Regions from separate parts of the Homo sapiens genome. Here region 2 is linked to region 1. Evidence: chromatin loops called from intact Hi-C (ENCODE). Cell type or tissue: tibial artery. All regions are shown on one strand. Links, peaks and the distances in the headings refer to the core of each region. The heading gives the core; the rest is flanking DNA.

What was found. Peaks named below come from ENCODE experiments on the same cell type or tissue, not always from the same donor. Only the 100,000 strongest peaks of a DNase experiment are listed, where the experiment ranks them.
Region 2: it touches region 1 in a loop (5-fold over the local background); 13 of 110 quality-filtered maps call a loop at or near these places.

What each region holds. Positions count from the first base shown.
Region 1 is chrX:113,924,823-113,933,168 of GRCh38, forward strand. LOC124905236 (a long non-coding RNA gene) reads right to left here. Exons shown (of 2, transcript XR_007068366.1): 2 at 2,252-8,346. Among named protein-coding and RNA genes, the nearest start is that of XACT, 310 kb to the left of the region's middle. RefSeq lists an enhancer at 4,017-4,692. In tibial artery, for the core only: no CTCF peak of the experiment used is centred there; DNase peaks (open chromatin) are centred at 4,579 and 5,161.
Region 2 is chrX:114,068,410-114,076,755 of GRCh38, forward strand. No RefSeq gene overlaps it. Among named protein-coding and RNA genes, the nearest start is that of XACT, 450 kb to the left of the region's middle. RefSeq lists enhancers at 2,635-3,834, 2,705-3,221, 2,970-3,264, 3,222-3,736. In tibial artery, for the core only: no CTCF peak of the experiment used is centred there; no DNase peak of the experiment used is centred there.

The DNA of each region.
Region 1 (8,346 bases), core at 327-8,326:
TCTAATTTTCCCAACACCATGTATTGAAGACACTGTCCTTTCCCCATTGTATGTCATTGGTCCTTTTATGAAAAACAAATTGACTATAAATGCATAGATTTGTTTCTGGGTTCTATATTCTGTTCCATCGGTCTATGTGTCTGTTTTTATGCCAGTACCATTATGTTTTGGTTACTATAGCTTTGTAGTATAATTTGAAGTCAGGTAATGTGATACTTCCAGTTTTGTTCTTTTAGCTGAGGATTGTTTCGGTCATTCTGAATCTTTCATAGTTCCGTATAAATTTTGCTTTGGGTAGTATGGACATTTTAACAATAATGATTTTTCCAATCCATGAACATGGAATATCTCCTTTTTTGTGTATAGTGTTCAATTTCTTTCATCAATGTTTCATAGTTTTAGTTGTACAGCTCTTTCACATCTTTGGTTAAGTTTATTCTTAGGTATTTTAATTTTTTGTGGCTATTGCAAATGAGATTACTTTTTTGGTTTCTTTTTCAGATTGTTCACTGTTTGCATATAGATATGCTACTGATTTTTGTATGTTGATTTTTATACTGCAATTTATTGAAATTTTTATCAGTTCTTACAGTTTTTTTGGTGGAGTCAATAGGTTTTTCTAAATAGGAGATTATATCATCTGCAAATAAGGACAGTTTGACTTTTTCCTTTCCAATTTAGATGCCCTTTATATTTTTTATCTTGTTTTACTGCTCTGGCTGTAACTTCTAGTACTATGTTGAATAAGAGTGGTGAAAGTGATCATTCATGTCTTGTTCCAGATCTTAGAGGAAAGGCTTTCAGTTTATCCCTATTCAGTATGATACTAGCTGTGAGTTTGTCATATATGGCTTTTATTGTGTTGAGGTATATTCCTTCTATACACAGTTTACAGAGAGATTTTTTTTATCATGAAGGGATGTTGAATTTTTAGAATACTTTTTCACCATCTTTTCAAGTGATCATATAGTTTTGTCCTTCATTTTGTTAATGGTATGTATCACATTTATACATTTGCATATGTTGAAACATCCTTACATCTCTGAGATGAATCTCACTTGATCATGATGAATGATCTTTTTAATGTGCTGTTGAATTTGGTTTGCTAGCATTTTGCTGACGAATTTTGCATTTATATTTATCAGAGATATTGGCCTATAGATTTCTCCTTTTTTAGATCTGATTTTTGTCTGATTTTGGTATCAGGGTAATATTTGCCTTGTGAAACAAGTTTGGAAGTATTCTCTTCTCCTTCTTGCTCCTTCTAAATTCCTATGTGCAAACTAAAAATTGTGTTAAAAATCTTCCTTTTCCTCAAAGAAAACTGCCATCATCAAGAGTTCTGGCACAAAGCTTGTTGTTATCTTTAAGGGCCAGATATTAGTTTATTTTGAGGGTTCCCTAGGAGGGCCGCTGATGTGAGAGAATTTCTTTCCTTACTTCTACCAATTTTAGGTTTTGTTTGCTCTTGCTTTTCTAGTGTTTTCAGAGGCATTGTTGTTTATTTGAAGTTGTTCTACTTTTTTGATGTAGGTATTTATTGCTGTGAGCTCTCTTAATACTGCTTTTGCTGTGTCTCATATGTTTGGTATATTGTGTTTCTATTTTCATTTATTTCAAGAAATTTTTAAATTTTCTTTTCAGTTTTTTCATTGATCAGTGATTGTTCAGGAGCATATTATTTAATTTTCATGTGTTTGTATAGTTTCCAAAGTTCTTCTTCTTATTGATTTCTAGTTTTATTTCATTACAGTCAGAAAAGACGCTTTATATGATTTCAATTTCTTGAATTTTTGAGACTTGCTTTGTAACATAACATATGGTCTTATCCCTGAAAATGAACCATGTGTGAAGAGAAGAATGTGTATTCAGCAGCTGTTAAATAAAATGTTCTGTAAATGTCTATTGGGTCCATTTGCTCTATAGTGAAGGTTAAGTTTGATGTTTCTTTGATTTTCTGTGTAGATGATCTGTTCAATGCCAAAAACAGGGGTGTCAAAGTCCCCAGCTATTATTGTATTGGGGTCTATCTCTCTTTTTAGCTCTAATAATATTTGCTTTATATATCTGGATGTTCTAGTGTTTGATGCATACATATTTACAATTGTTATATCCTCTTGCTGAATTTACTCCATGATCTTCTTTATCTTTTTATACAGATTTTTTTCTCAAAATTTATTTTATCTAAATATAGCTACTCCTGCTTTTTGTTAGTTCCCATTTTCATGGAATATCTTTTCCCAATCCTTCATTTTCAGTCTGTGTTTATTTTTATACATGAAGTGGTTTTCTTGTAGGTAGCATATAATGAGGTCTTGGGTTTTTTAAATCCATTCAGCCACTCTGTCTTTTGATTGGAGCATTTAGTTCATTTACATTCAATGTTATTATTGATAGGTAAGGACATACTCCTGCCATTTTGTTATCTGTTTTCTGGTTGTTTTGTGAGTCCTCTCGTCCTTTCTCACTTCCTTCCTATCTTTTTTTTTTTTTTTTAACATGACAGTGATCTCTGGTAGTGTGTTTTAATTTACTGGGACTTTTTTTTTCTTTCTTTCTTTTTTTTTTTTTTTTTTTTGAGACAGTCTTACTCTGTTGCCCAAGCTGGAGTGCAGTGGCGCAACTTCAGCTCACTGCAACCTCTGCCTTCCAGGTTCAAGCTACATGCCTCAGCCTCTGGAGTAGCTGGGACTACAGGCACACACCACCAGACCTGGCTAATTTTTGTATTTTTAGTACAGAGAGGGTTTCACCATGTTGGCCAGGCTGGTCTGGAACTCCTGGTCGCAAGCAGTCCACCTGCCTCAGCCTCCCAAAGTGCTGGGATTACAGGCTTGAGCCACTGCACTCAGCCAATCCATTGCTTTTTATTTTTTGTATATCTATTATAGGTTTTCATTTTTTGTTTATCATGAGACCTGCAAAGAACATTTTATAGCCAGTTATTTTAAATGGATGAAAACTTAACTCTGATAAAAAGAAAAGCAAGTAAAAAGAAAACTAAAAAACTACATTTTAACACAATCCCTCGACTTTTTGACTTTTTGTTGTTTCTATTTATATCTTTTTATATTGTCAATCTCTTCAAAAATTACTATAATTATTATTGTTGATAAGTTTGTCTTTTAGTCTTCTTACTAAAGATATGAGTAGTTTACACACTGCAATTACAGTGTTAAGAGTATTCTATATTTGTGTGTGTACTTACTTTTACTAGTGATTTTTATACCTGCAGATGATTTCTTTTTGGTCCTTAATTTTCTTTCCTTTCAAATTGAAGAACTCCCTTTAGCATTTCTTGTTAAGACATGTCTGTTGTTTACAAATTCCTTCAGCTTATGTTTCTCTGGGTAAGTCTTTATTTCTCCTTCATTTGTGAAGGGTAATTTTCCTGGATATAATATTCTAGGTTGAAAGTTGCTTTCCTTCAGCACTTTGAATATGTCCTCCCACTCCCTCCTGTCCTGTAAGATTTCTTCTGAGAAGTCTGCTTCCATACGTATTGAAGCTCCTTCATATGTAGTTTGCTTTTCTCTTGCTGCTTTTAGGATTCCTTCTGTATCCTTAACTTCTGACAGTTTGATTATTATATGTCTTGTGCTAGTCTTATTTGCGTTGAATCTGCTTGGCATTCTTTGACTTTTTTATACCCGGATATTCTTATCTTTCTTTAGGTTTGGAAAGTTCTCTGTTATTTCTTGGAATAAACTTTCTACTTCATTCTCTCTCTATATATATGTCATGTTTAAGGCCAATAATTCTTAGATTTCCCCTTTAGAGGCAATTTTCTAGATCTTGTAGGCATGCTTCATTTTTTAAAATTACCTTTTCTTCTCTGATTGTGTATTTTCATATAATCTGTCTTCAAGCTCACTAGTTCTTTCTTCTGCTTGATCAGTTCTGGTGTTGGCAGACTGATGCATTTTTCAGTTTGTCCACTGAATTTCTTAGCTCCAGAATTTCTGCTTAATTTTTAAAAATTATTTCAATCTCTTTGTTAAATTTCTCTGATAGAATTCTGAATTTCTTCTCTGCGATATCCTGAGGTTCATTCAGGTTCTTCAAGATGGCTATTTTGAATTCCCTGTCTGAGAGATCACATATCTCTGTTACTCCAGGATTGGATACTGGTGCCTTATTTAACTCTATTTGGTGTAGTCATGATTTGCTGGATGTTCATGATGTTTTTGAACATTTGTCAATATCTGGGTTTTGAGGAGTTTGGTATTTATTCTAATCTTTGTAGTCTGGGCTTGTTTGTACCCATTCTTGAGAGAGCATTCCAAGAATTCTTAGGGGATTTAGTGCAGTGACCTAAGCCTGTGGACACTGCATCTGTTTCAGCACTAGGGGGAACCCTAAGCCCAGGAACGCTGAAACTCTTGCACGCTCCTGATAAACAGCCTTAGTGGACTTGGGGAAGATAAAGCATTCCCTGGCTTACCAGGCAACATCTTGTACTCTCTTCCCTCTCTTTCTTCCAATCAGAATGATCCCCTCTCTGCACTGGGATGCCTGCACTTGAGGGAGGGCTGATGTGGGCACTCATGGCCCCTACCGGGGGCACCACTTCATGTCATCTTCCAGACCTGCAAATTATTGGGGTTTTTCCAAGGCTCATGGTCACTATTGCCTGGCTGCTGGTGATATTTAATCAAAGCCCAAAGCCACTTTAGTCATCAGGTGGTGAATTCTGCCAGGAATGGGAGCACATTACTTTCTGGCCCAGGGTATGTCTAGAAATGCCATTAAGGAGCAAAGGTCTGAAATCAGGGTCTTAAGAAATCTCCTTGGTACTTTGTTTACTGTGGTTGAGTTGGTTCCCAAGTTGCAAGATAAAGTACTCTTCCCTCTCCTTCTCCCAAGTGGAAGGAGTCTGTCCCCAAGCTGCACTGCCTGGAGTTGAGAGACGGTTGACACAGGCACTCCCATGTCTGCCGCAACTGGTGTTGCACAGGGTCCCATCCCAAGTCCACTGCTTCCTAGACCAGCTCAGCACCAGAGCTTGCCCAAGGACTGCTATCCTTGTGTCTTGACTGCTAGTCAAATTTGCTGATAGCCCCAAACCACTTTAGTCAGCTGGTAGTGAAGGTGGCCATGGCCGGGACCTGGATTCCTCTCAGTGGAGCAGAAGATTCCCCTCTGGCTTAGGGCTTGTCCAGATGTTCCCTCCACGGGCACTGGCAGAATTCTCCCTTGTATTGTGTTCTGTTATGACCAGGGCAGCACTGAGTGCTAATGCAATATCCCACACTCACTTTGCTGTCCCCTCCCCAAGCATACAGATTCTCTATCTTGCACCACCTGGGCTTCGGGGAGGGTGGTGTGAGCAATGCAAGCCTGTCCTTTTTACTCTCTCCAAAGCATATTTCCTTGCTATTATGTTAAAACCAGGTACTATTATTGCTCACCTGATTTTTTTGGTTCTTATAAAGGTGACTTCTTTCATGGACAGTTGTTCAATTTGGTGTTCTTGTAGGGGGGACAATTGCTGGGGGTTTCTATCTGGCCATCTTGCTCTGCCTCCTCCTTTTATCTACAAGGATTTAAAAAATATATATGTGTGTGTGTGTGTCTGTGTGTGTAACTGATTAGTTTTAATGTTCTTTTTTATTGTGTTTATATATATATATATAAACGTACATATATATAAAATTTACTACTTTAGCCATTTTTAAGTGTACAATTCAGTAGTATTAAGTATATTCATATTATTGTGCCACCATCACCACTATGCATCTTCACAACCTTTATGTTCCCAAACTAAAACTTTCTATTCATTAAACAATAAGTCCCCATTCCCTCCTTCCTCCAGCCCCCGTAACCACTACTCCACTTTCTGTCTTTACGAATTTGTCTTCACTAGGTGCTTCATAGAAGAGGGATCATAAATTATTTCTCCTTTTGTTACTAGCTTATTTCACTCAACATAATGCCTTCAAGGTTCATCTATGTTGCAGCATGTGCCAGAATATTATTCCATTTTAAAGCTGAGGAACAGTCTAGTACGTACATACCACATTTTTTGTTTATCTATTCATCTGTTAATGAACATTTGAATTATTTTCATCTTTTGGCTGTTGTGAATAATGTTACTATGAATGTGTGTGTATATATGCATACATATATGTATATATGAATGTCACTGTGTATATATGTGTATGCATATATGTATATATGCAAATACACATATTCATACATATACATACACATATATGTATATATGTATACACATATACGCATACATACACATATATTACATGTGTATACACATATACACACACATACACATATATGTATATATGTATACACATATACACACACATACACATATATGTATATATGTATACACATATACACATACATACACATATATGTATACACGTATACACATATACATTATATACGTATACACGTATACACATACATACACATATATGTATACACGTATACACATACATACACATATATGTATACACGTATACACATACATACACATATATGTATACACGTGTGCACACATGTATATATGTATATACACGTGTACACACGTGTGCACATATGTGTATACGTGTATATACACGTATACACATATATGTATACGTGTATATACACGTATACACATATGTGTATACGTGTATACACACACACACACACACACACACACACACACTGTAGCCTGACCAATCAGATAGTAGTCAGATAGTGGTCCGACTTTATTCTTTTGTATGTACCTATTCTTTTGTATGTACCGTAGAGACAGAAAGTGGATTAGTGGTTACCAGGGACTGGAGGAAGGAGGGAATGGGGGCTTACTGTTTAACCAGTACAAAGTTTTATTTTGGGAACATAAAAGTTGTGAAGATGGATAGTGGTGATGGTTGCACAGATATATAGATAGATAGATAGATAGATAGATAGATAGATAGATAGAGCTATATCAATACCTATATCTATAGATATAGATCTTTTTGAATCCGGGCTTTCAATTATTTGGGGTATAAACCCAGAAGGAGAATTGCTGGATCATACAGTAATTGTATGTTTCGTTTATGAGGAACCACCATGCTGTTTACCATAGTGGCTACATTATTTTACAATCCTATCCACAGTGCACGAGGGCTCCAATTTCTCCACATCCTTGCCAACATTTGCCAATTTCCAATGGGTTTTTTGGGTATTTTTATTCATTTATTTTTATAATAACTATACTAATGGGTATGAAATGGAATCTTATTGTGGTTTGGATTTGCATTTCCCTAATGATCAGTGATGTTGCGAATCTTTTCTTGTGTTTATTGGCCATCTGTATAAGATGTACAGATGTTGAATGTTTATTCAAGTCCTTTACCCACTTTTCGATCTGGTTGTTTTTGTTGTTGAGTTGTACGAGTTTTTTTTTTTTATATGTTGGATGTTAATCCCTTATTAAATATATGATTTGCAAACATTTTCTTCCATTTCACAGACTGCTCTTTCACTCTGCTGATAGTGTCGTTTGAAACATGGAAGTTTTACATTTTGATAAAGTCCAACTTCCCAGTTTTTTCTTTTCTTCTTATGTTTTCTTCTAAGAGTTTTATAGTTTTATCTACTACATTTAGGTGTTTGATCAATTTTGAGGTTTTTTGGATATAGTGTAAGATACTAGTCCGACTTTATTCTTTTGTATTTACCTATCCAGTTTTCCCAGCATCGTTTGTCAAAAGGACTATACTTTCCCCACTGAATGTCTCAGTAATCTTGTCAAAAATCATTTGACCCTGTATGTGAGAATTTATTTCTGAGCTCTCTATTCTATTCCACTGGTCTATATGTCTGCCTTTATGACAGTAACACACTGTCTTGATTACTACAGCTTTGTTTATGCTGTTTTCCATAGTGGCTACACTATTTTACAATCCTATCCACAGTGCACAAAGGCTCCAATTTCTCCGCATCCTTGCCAACACTTGCTAATTTCTGGTAGGGGGTATTTGTATTCATTTGCCCATCTTTAATCATGTTCTGTTGAAGTATTCCACTTCTTAAACCTACCCGTGAGGTCTATTTTCCCAGGGAAAGAAAAAGTTGATATGAGTAGTAGGCCGTTGATCCTCTGACTCTCAAAGCTGGTATAATTAGGCAGGGGCCAGAGGTAGGTGGTAAAACTGCTTCTTTGAAGAGTTCCAAGTAGGAAGTGGAACAGAAGTTTCATGTCCTTTTTATTCCCTTCAGCTTATCTAATAAACCTCTCCCTCCAGGACTTTTACCCAGAGAAGGGTGATTGGACAAACATCGGACCACCTTTCTCTGTCTCTCTTCCTCTTCTTCCCCCTACAATACATCAAAAATAGATGAAATGTT
Region 2 (8,346 bases), core at 167-8,166, 140 kb after region 1:
ATGAATAGCAGAGTCCAGATCCTCAAATGTCTTGCCAGCTTGAATAATGCACTGAATCTATGATGGTGATATATAATAAGGACAAGTTGGGGGAGGGTTAGCAACAATAAATTCAATGTGAAGCAAAATGTAGATATGGCTACCTAAAATGTAATGGCTCTTAGGCCATAATAGTGATATAGTATCTAAACTCCGCATAGTTTCATAACCACCTAGAATATCTGTTCTGGGAATCACATTCTAAAAGAAAATAAACAAATTGCATTGCATTTAAAGGAAGGCAAATAGAATGATGGAGCTGATTTCTAATATCAGATGGTGAGAACAGACTGAAGATATTGTTGATGTTATAAGAAAGGCAGAAGCAGAAGGTTGCATGACACTCATATGCAAATATTTTAAAGAAAGGTAGTAATAATATAGTGGGAAGGTGGATTCTAGAGAAACGCAGCCTAAGTTTAAATTCCAAGTCTGCCACTTCCCAAATTTGTGATGTAAGGAAGAAAAAAATAGTATCTTTTCCTCATCCATCGCAAGGTTCATGGCTGATATCCCTATAAAACAGATTAACAAGAGAAAAGCATACCAAACTTATTTAGCCAAAGTTTTATGTGACACGGAGCTTTAAAAAATGAAGACCCAAGACCCAGGGAAAACTACGTATTTTTATACTAAGTGTGATATAAGAGGTGGATAGTTGTAGAGAAATGTGATTGGACAAAAAAGGGGTATTATCTAATGGTAATAAATTGGGGGGAACTCAGTAAGGCCTGTGTCCTCAGATTCTTTCCTGTGTTTCTGTGTAACAATCTTTCCATCCCCCCGACCATCTCCCCCTTCTTTATTCCATACGGTAGGACACTTGTTATATGAGAGTCTCCAAGTCAGAAGGGAGGAGGTCAGCAAGTGACATCCCTAGGTTTCCCTTCCCTTCCCTTCCCTTCCCTCCCCTCCCTTCCCCTCCCCTTCTTTCTCTTTCTCTTTTCTTTTCTTCTTTTCTTTTTTAAAACAGGGTCTCACTCTGTTGCTTAGGCTGGAATACAATGGCACTATCTTGGCTCACTGCAACCTCCAGTTCCTGGGCTCAATCAATTCTCCCACTTCAGCCTCTTGAGTAGCTGAGACTACAGGTGCTCATCACTACGCCCAGCTAATTTTTTGTAGTTTTCGTAGTGTCAGGATCTCACCATGTTGCCCAGGCTGGTCTCAAACTCCTGGGCTCAAGCCATCTGCCAAGGCTTGGACTCCCAAAGTGCTGGGATTACAGGCGTCAGCCACCGCGCCCAGCCCCTTCCTAGGTTTTCTCATTTGCTTAAAGGGAGAGGAATTCTAGCTTCCCTAACCCACTTCAGGGGAGAAAGGAGGGTGAGAGAACACTGGAGAGACCTTCCTGCTTCTGTAGCCCTCACAATCTTCTTGAGTTAAAAATATTCAGCATGCGAAAACTTTGTACTTTTGGGTATCGTGTTCTGAATTCTGGCAGTGACCTTCAGCAAATTACTTAACCTCTCTTAAAGTCTCATTTTCCTCTTCCGTAAAATTTGTACATGAACAGCATGAAGCATGTCTATATGACATCAAACGTTTTTTAAGCCATATTATTTAATATTTAATAAATACAGCAAAAAAAGAATGTAATGTATGTTTTGACTACATATATTATGATAAGCATAGAAAAAGACCTAGAAGAATAATATAAAATAAAAATAGAGGTTACTTCTCTTTATAACTATTATGATGATGTACTGAATTATTATTTGTAAAGTACTCAAAACAATGCCTGATAGGTATCAGCTGTGACATAAGTATTTGTAAAACAAAGCACAAAGAGGTGTTGTCAGGATTAAAGAACTTAATGCATATAAAGTACTTAGAACAGGGCCTGCTGGATAATGAATACAAGAAGTATAGCTGCTATATTTCTGTAACTTTTATTTTAGTTTAGGGAGTACATGTGAAGGTTTGTTACTTAGATCAACATGTGTCACAGGGGTTTGTTGTACACAGTATGTCATCACTTAGGTACTAAGCCCAGTAGCCAATAGTTATCATTTCTGCTTCTCTCCCTCCTCCCACCCTCCCCCATCAAGTAGAACCCAGTGTCTGTTGTTTCCTCCTTTATGTCCATGTGTTCTCATCATTTAGCTCCCACTCATAAGTGAGAACATGCAGTATTTGGTTTTCTGTTCCTGTGTTAGTTTGCTGAGGATAATGGCCTCCAGCTTCATCCATGTTCCTGCAAAAGGCATGATCTTGTTCTTTTTTTTTTTTTTTTTTTTTTTTTTGAGATGGAGTCTCACTCTGTCACCCAGGCTGGAGTGCAGTGGTGTGATCTCGGCTCACTGCAACCTCCACCTCCAAGGTTCAAGTGATTCTCCTGCCTCAGCCTCTCAAGGAGCTGTGTGTGCTACCATGCCCAGCTAATTTTCATATTTTTAGTAGAGATGGGTTTTCACCATGTTGGTCAGGATGGTCTTGAACTCTTGACCTCAAGTGATCTGTCTGCATTGGCCTCCCAAAATGCTGGAATTACAGGCATGAGCCACTGCGCCCAGCCAGATCTCATTCTTTTTTATGGCTGCATGTTTTTTAAGGACTGTAATGTGAAAGTGGGATTAGACTTGACCTCCAAAAACAGTGTTCTAGGAAAATAGCAGAAATGTATAAGGAGTTGCATCTCAACAGACAAAAGAACTTTTCAATAGTAAGAGTTTTCCACTTGTGCTGGTGAGGGTATATAATCTGTACTCTTGATTCAGATAGATATGTTTAAATCTCAATTCTTTCCTTTTTGAGCTTTGATTTTTCTCACCTATAAACTGGGCAAACGTTGAAAGTAATTCTAACTATTAAATAAGAATATTTTAAGAGGATCATTGTCTTATTCTAGAACAGTGTCTGGAACTTAGTAGGCACTCAATAAATATTTCTTGAATGGGTTTGCTAAAAGAAAATGCTTCAGTGTTAGTTACCGTAGGATCAGGGAGAGCTTCCACCTTGGCCCTCTGAAGGTTCACCAAAAAATTGAGAGAGGAGAAAGGAAAAAACCCAGTCAGGCAGGCAGTTAGTGTGGGTCCTTGGATGAATTCTTTCAAACAAAAGAACAGCCTGCTGGCACAGATAAGGGAACTTGCACAAGGGGGCTTGCCTAAGCCATGGCCACAGCTACACAGACAAGAAAGGCTACACAGCTGACTTGCCCAGACATGCCCGCAATGGAAAATTCTGTCCCCTGGCACGTGCGCACAGTAAGGAGAACAAAGCAATATGGAGTAACTCAAGCTGAGGGCCTGCATGCACATTAGGAGGATTGGGTGGAGCTACCACAAATTTGTGCCTTATGCAAATAAGACGCCCAGCCCTCATCAGTTTCTTATAAAAGCCTTTGCGTTCAATTGCAAAAATGGCAACCCTCCTCCAGGACTCCTCTCTGTGGCAGAATGCTTTCTCTCTTTCTTTCACTTTTTTAACTTCTGCTCTAACCTCACTCTTGGTGTGTCCACGTCCTGGATTTTCTCGCCATTAGACAAAGATCTCCAGGTAATACCTAACAACAAGAGACTGCTACATTGTGGTGCATTGGCGAGACTGTAACAAAATCAACTCACAAAAGACAGATTAATTGGAGAAAAGGCAAATTTGTTTAACATATATACACGGGAGCCTTCAGAATGAACACCTAATCCCCCAAGGATGTTCGGGAGCTTATATACTCTTAAAAGAAAAACTTCAGTTGAATTAAATTTAAAGGAGTTTAATTGAGCAATGAATGATTTGAGTTTGAACACTCAGCAGTGTATGAATGGTTGAAGTATGACTGCTGGGATCAGCCAAGACTCAGCTATTGCTACAGATGCATATTCCTAAGTTAGGTTTTCAATCTTGTCTACCTATTAAGTTAGGTTACAGTTCATCCACAAGGACTCAAATATAGAAATACGGAGTCCTTCTCAGGCCATATTTAGTTCACTTTTACAATACCATCCTGATAAAATAGGTTATGGAAGGGTGGAGAAGAGGAATTCTGTTGAGGGAATTACGAGGGAGAATGAATGGATCCAGGAATAGAGATTAACTTGTAAATAGTTCTGTTTGACCGTGCAAGGGTCTGTTCAGGTGTGGTTACATTCTTGGTCTTATAGGGAGGGGAAGAAAAAACAATTTTTCTCCTTGGTGGGTCTGGATATTAGGCAGATAAAGGAACTTCAGCTTCTTTGGGAGAGGCTATGGGGGCAGTGGGGAAGGTCAGAGAGACCTTGAGAGTTCTTCAGTTCAGCATGTCAACACCTATTTGGGGATATTAGTTTCTGAGCCCCAACATTATCTTTCCTATTTCCTGACAAAAATCCAATCTTTATAGAGATTTCAAGAAACACTTCAACTTGCAAAAAAGAGGCATGGAAAGAATGGGACTGTTTATAATAATGAAAAATGGGGAAAAGAAAACTAAAAGGAGAAATTCACAGCTAAGTACAACCCATGCAGATGAAAGTTCATTTCTCAGATAGTGTCTTTGTAAGTTGGAGGGGGAGGGTCGAGATCTCTTCTCCTTCTCTTCAATATCCCTTTCCTCCAAGGCCATCCAGGAAGCCTTACACAGTAAAACACAGTTTAGGAACTAACACCTTTAAAGGTCTCAGGGATTTGAATAGATTGAAATTGTCTGAGGGAATGTGTTTTCTGAATCGTTTTTGATAAGCCATTCAAAGAAAAGAGAAAGAGTCCTTCAAATGACTCTCTATACCAACTTTTCCCCTGATGAAACACCTGTTTTCAGATATTATTCTTAACTTTTCAATGAAAGACTCAGGAATGAAGAAAAATAAGAAGCACAAAATAATAAAAAGAACAGAAAAAGAGATTATTATATGCAAAGGATCTGAAAATTGCCCTGGGAACCAACAGGAAGTTGATATGTCCCAGTGCCCCAGGAGAATCAAGGAGGTTTTTAAATCAACTAGATGGAGAATGTGAACGAAGTGCAACATTTATCTATACATCGACAATACTTTTCATAGTAATGTTTTATTGCATGAAATGGCTGTTTTTTCTTTTTTCTTTTGTTTTGAGACAGACTCTCACTCTGTTGTTCAGATTAGAGTACAGCAGAGCCATCTCAGCTCACTGCAACCTCCGGTTCCCAGGTTCAAGCGATTCTCCTGCCTCAGCCTCCCGAGTAGCTGGGACTACAGGCGCACACCACCATGCCCGGCTAATTTTTGTATTTTTAGCAGAGACAGGGTTGCCCAGGCTAGTCTTGAACTCCTGGCCTCAAGTAATCCACCCGCCTCAGCCTCCCAAAGTGATGGGATTACAGGCATGAGCCACTGTGCCAGGCACATGAAATGGCTTTTTAACTGTAAAACAAACAAGGAGATGAACAAAATTGGGATGATTTTAGTCTTCACGTGATATTTCTCTCCTGTGAAAAGAAAAAGATGCAAGGGTATTGAAAATCTGCTGATTCGGTTGCTGCAATGCAGTCTTGAAATCTCATTGCCAATTTAAGTAGGATAGCAGGGGAAAATATTTTATAGATTCAAAGAACAGCTTCTGTCACTTTTTCAGCCTCTCCTTTTCCAAAGGCCAAATGTTAGGATAAGTTGTGTTTATGTTGTACAACGTTTTTTAATTCTTAAACTCTAAAACCTCCTCCAAGTTAAGCAGATTTCAAGGGCTGAGAAACAAAAGTGAGTGAACAAAGGAAGCAAGTCTGACCACCAAGGGGAAAAGAGGCGGTAATAGCAGCCTGCAGCATTTCAGGTCTTTTCAATAGTGCCCAGTGCCCCTCGGGAAACAGAATATAACTGGAAATTGCCAATTAAAACATGAAGTCAGAATTGCAGATTTTCCAAACAGGTGATTTCTCTGGCATGCTATAAGGCTGTGCAGAATCAGACTTGAGACCCTGAATTGGATAGCATATGGGGAAAATATAATTTGCAAGCAGAAGTTAAATTTGTTTTCTATTTAAAATTTCACAGGACCTGGAACTGATTAGTCCTTTCTTTATGGAAAGCAGAAAATGAGAAAATCAGGGTAATGATCATTAGTGAAATGTGATACACATTGATATTCTGTAACCAGCCGAACTACAGGTGATTAATCATTAAGGCAATCACATATTCTTTACTATTTTTAGGAATCTCAGATATTTCCATTATAAATGCACAATGATGAAAGTGCCTCTTTAGAAGCAGCTGATCGTTAAATGGGTTATAAGCTAAATGAAATACAAATCAGCTAACATTTTAAATTTACTGTCATTATTACATAAAAAATGCTTTGGCTTTTAATATATATAATCTGTTAAATGAGAGAAAGCTATGTATATCTGTAAGTAAATAACTTGTTTATGTTCAAAATTTAAACTCATAAAGTTTGGAGGGTTTTTTTTTTCTTATATTCGGACACAAACCAGATACTGAATTAAAACAAAATTTTTTTCTTTAAGTTTTAAAAAGAGGGAGAATTTACTTAAAGTATATAAAAGAGTAGACTCTGTGGCAATCATAGCAGTGACTCAAAACTAAGAAAGAAAAAAATTTGCTATTGCTACACGTCAAGTAACAAAATTAGATGAAGAATTTTGCTGTTGCCCAGAAGTCAAACATTAAAACTTTTAATTCTTAAAATATTTTTATAGGTACTATTGGAAGTGTTACTAGTAAAGGTAAGAGTGTTTGATAGTTCCACAATGTGAAGATACGCTAAATACGTGGTAAATGAAGATTCATAATATCTATATGTGATTATTCATGTAAAGGTAAAGAATCATACATTATTTTAATACATATTTTTCTCTCACTTGTTTCTTCCATATTTTCTTTGTAATAGTGGAAAAATATATATGGGGGCCATCTAGTGGCCAATGCAATACTTTTTTTTTTTTTTTTTGGCTTTGAAATTAATTATTAGTTTTCCAGAATTGTATTCTATCTCTTCTGCTGTCAAAACAAGGAGAGATAAACATGATTTCCATGATGATAAGAATCCCTTAGTAGGTGTTTTCTCCATTGAACTGTCTGGATGTCATCCTTTAAAATTTGTTAACCGGTGGTGGAAGCTGGGAGGTGGGGGAAACATGAATAATGACAAAAGCCTTAAATGTCAAGAGAGATTTGCTTAATCAGTTCAGTATTTAAGCAACTTGATCAGCAAAGGTGCTTGGCTTTAACAGTTTTTTAAAGAATCATTTTTGAGTGCAGGTTTAAAATTGCATTACTACCAATCCGAGTGACATAGTAAATCAATTGAGGACAGGGCTGTAATATTCAGCAGGTATGCACTTCAACTGCTGAGGCTTCACAGCTAGTATCTCTTCTGATCTGTTAGTGCTTCTGCTGTGCCTGTTGACTATCATGTTGAGTGGTGGATGTGAAATATCTATGTATAGAGGAATATGCCTGTGCCTAGTTCCTATAATAAATCAGGCAAATTATCTAACCAGAATCTTGCTGTTCATTTAAGAACTACAGTTATTTCTGCCTTCTTTTCTCATCCCCGGAAGCAACCAACTTTAACAGTCTCTTGTATATCCTCTTTGAAAGGTTTATGACTATACAACCATCATTTTTATTATACAAAGTGTATCACACATACTATCTTGCTACTTTTTATCCACTTAATATATATTTGAAGATACTTCCCTTCATGTTTATAAAGAGCAGGTGTCTTCTTTTTGAATTGTTGCAAGCTACTCTAATGCATGGATGTACCAGGATTTATTTAGTCCTCTACTGATAGGCATTTAACTTGTTTCTAATCTTTGGTCAGTACAAAAAAGTACACAAACAGCATCCTTGTACATATTTCTTTGCTTATACATGACAGTATTTTTTTTACTACGTTCTGTCTACCTCTTTATAACTCTTTTATTTTTATTATTTTTTATTTTTTTGACACAGTTACAGGAGTCTGCCTCTTTTTAAACATTTAATACTTACTATGTAGAAGGCAAAGGTGCTCCGCTAGGTGTTGGGAATGCAAAATAGTCTAAGACAGCGGCTCTACACTCATGACATTTTTAATGGAATTGGATAAACAAGATGCTGATAAAGATAAAGAAGCAAAGTAATGTATGATTTCTAATTTATGGATGATACTGCAAGTTTAGAGTCAGAGGAACTTAGAGAACAAAAAGATCATTTGAGTCTGCAATAGTATGAGGCAATGGATGGGAGTTGAGCTATTCTCTAAAGCAAGGGCAGGCATTAGATAAAGGAATAATAGAAGGGAACATATCCAGGCAGGAAAAACAGTGTGAAAAAATCATGGAAATGGAAAGGTACATTGCATGTTTTGCAGGATACCATTTTGGTCAATTTAGGGTAATGACATATCGAC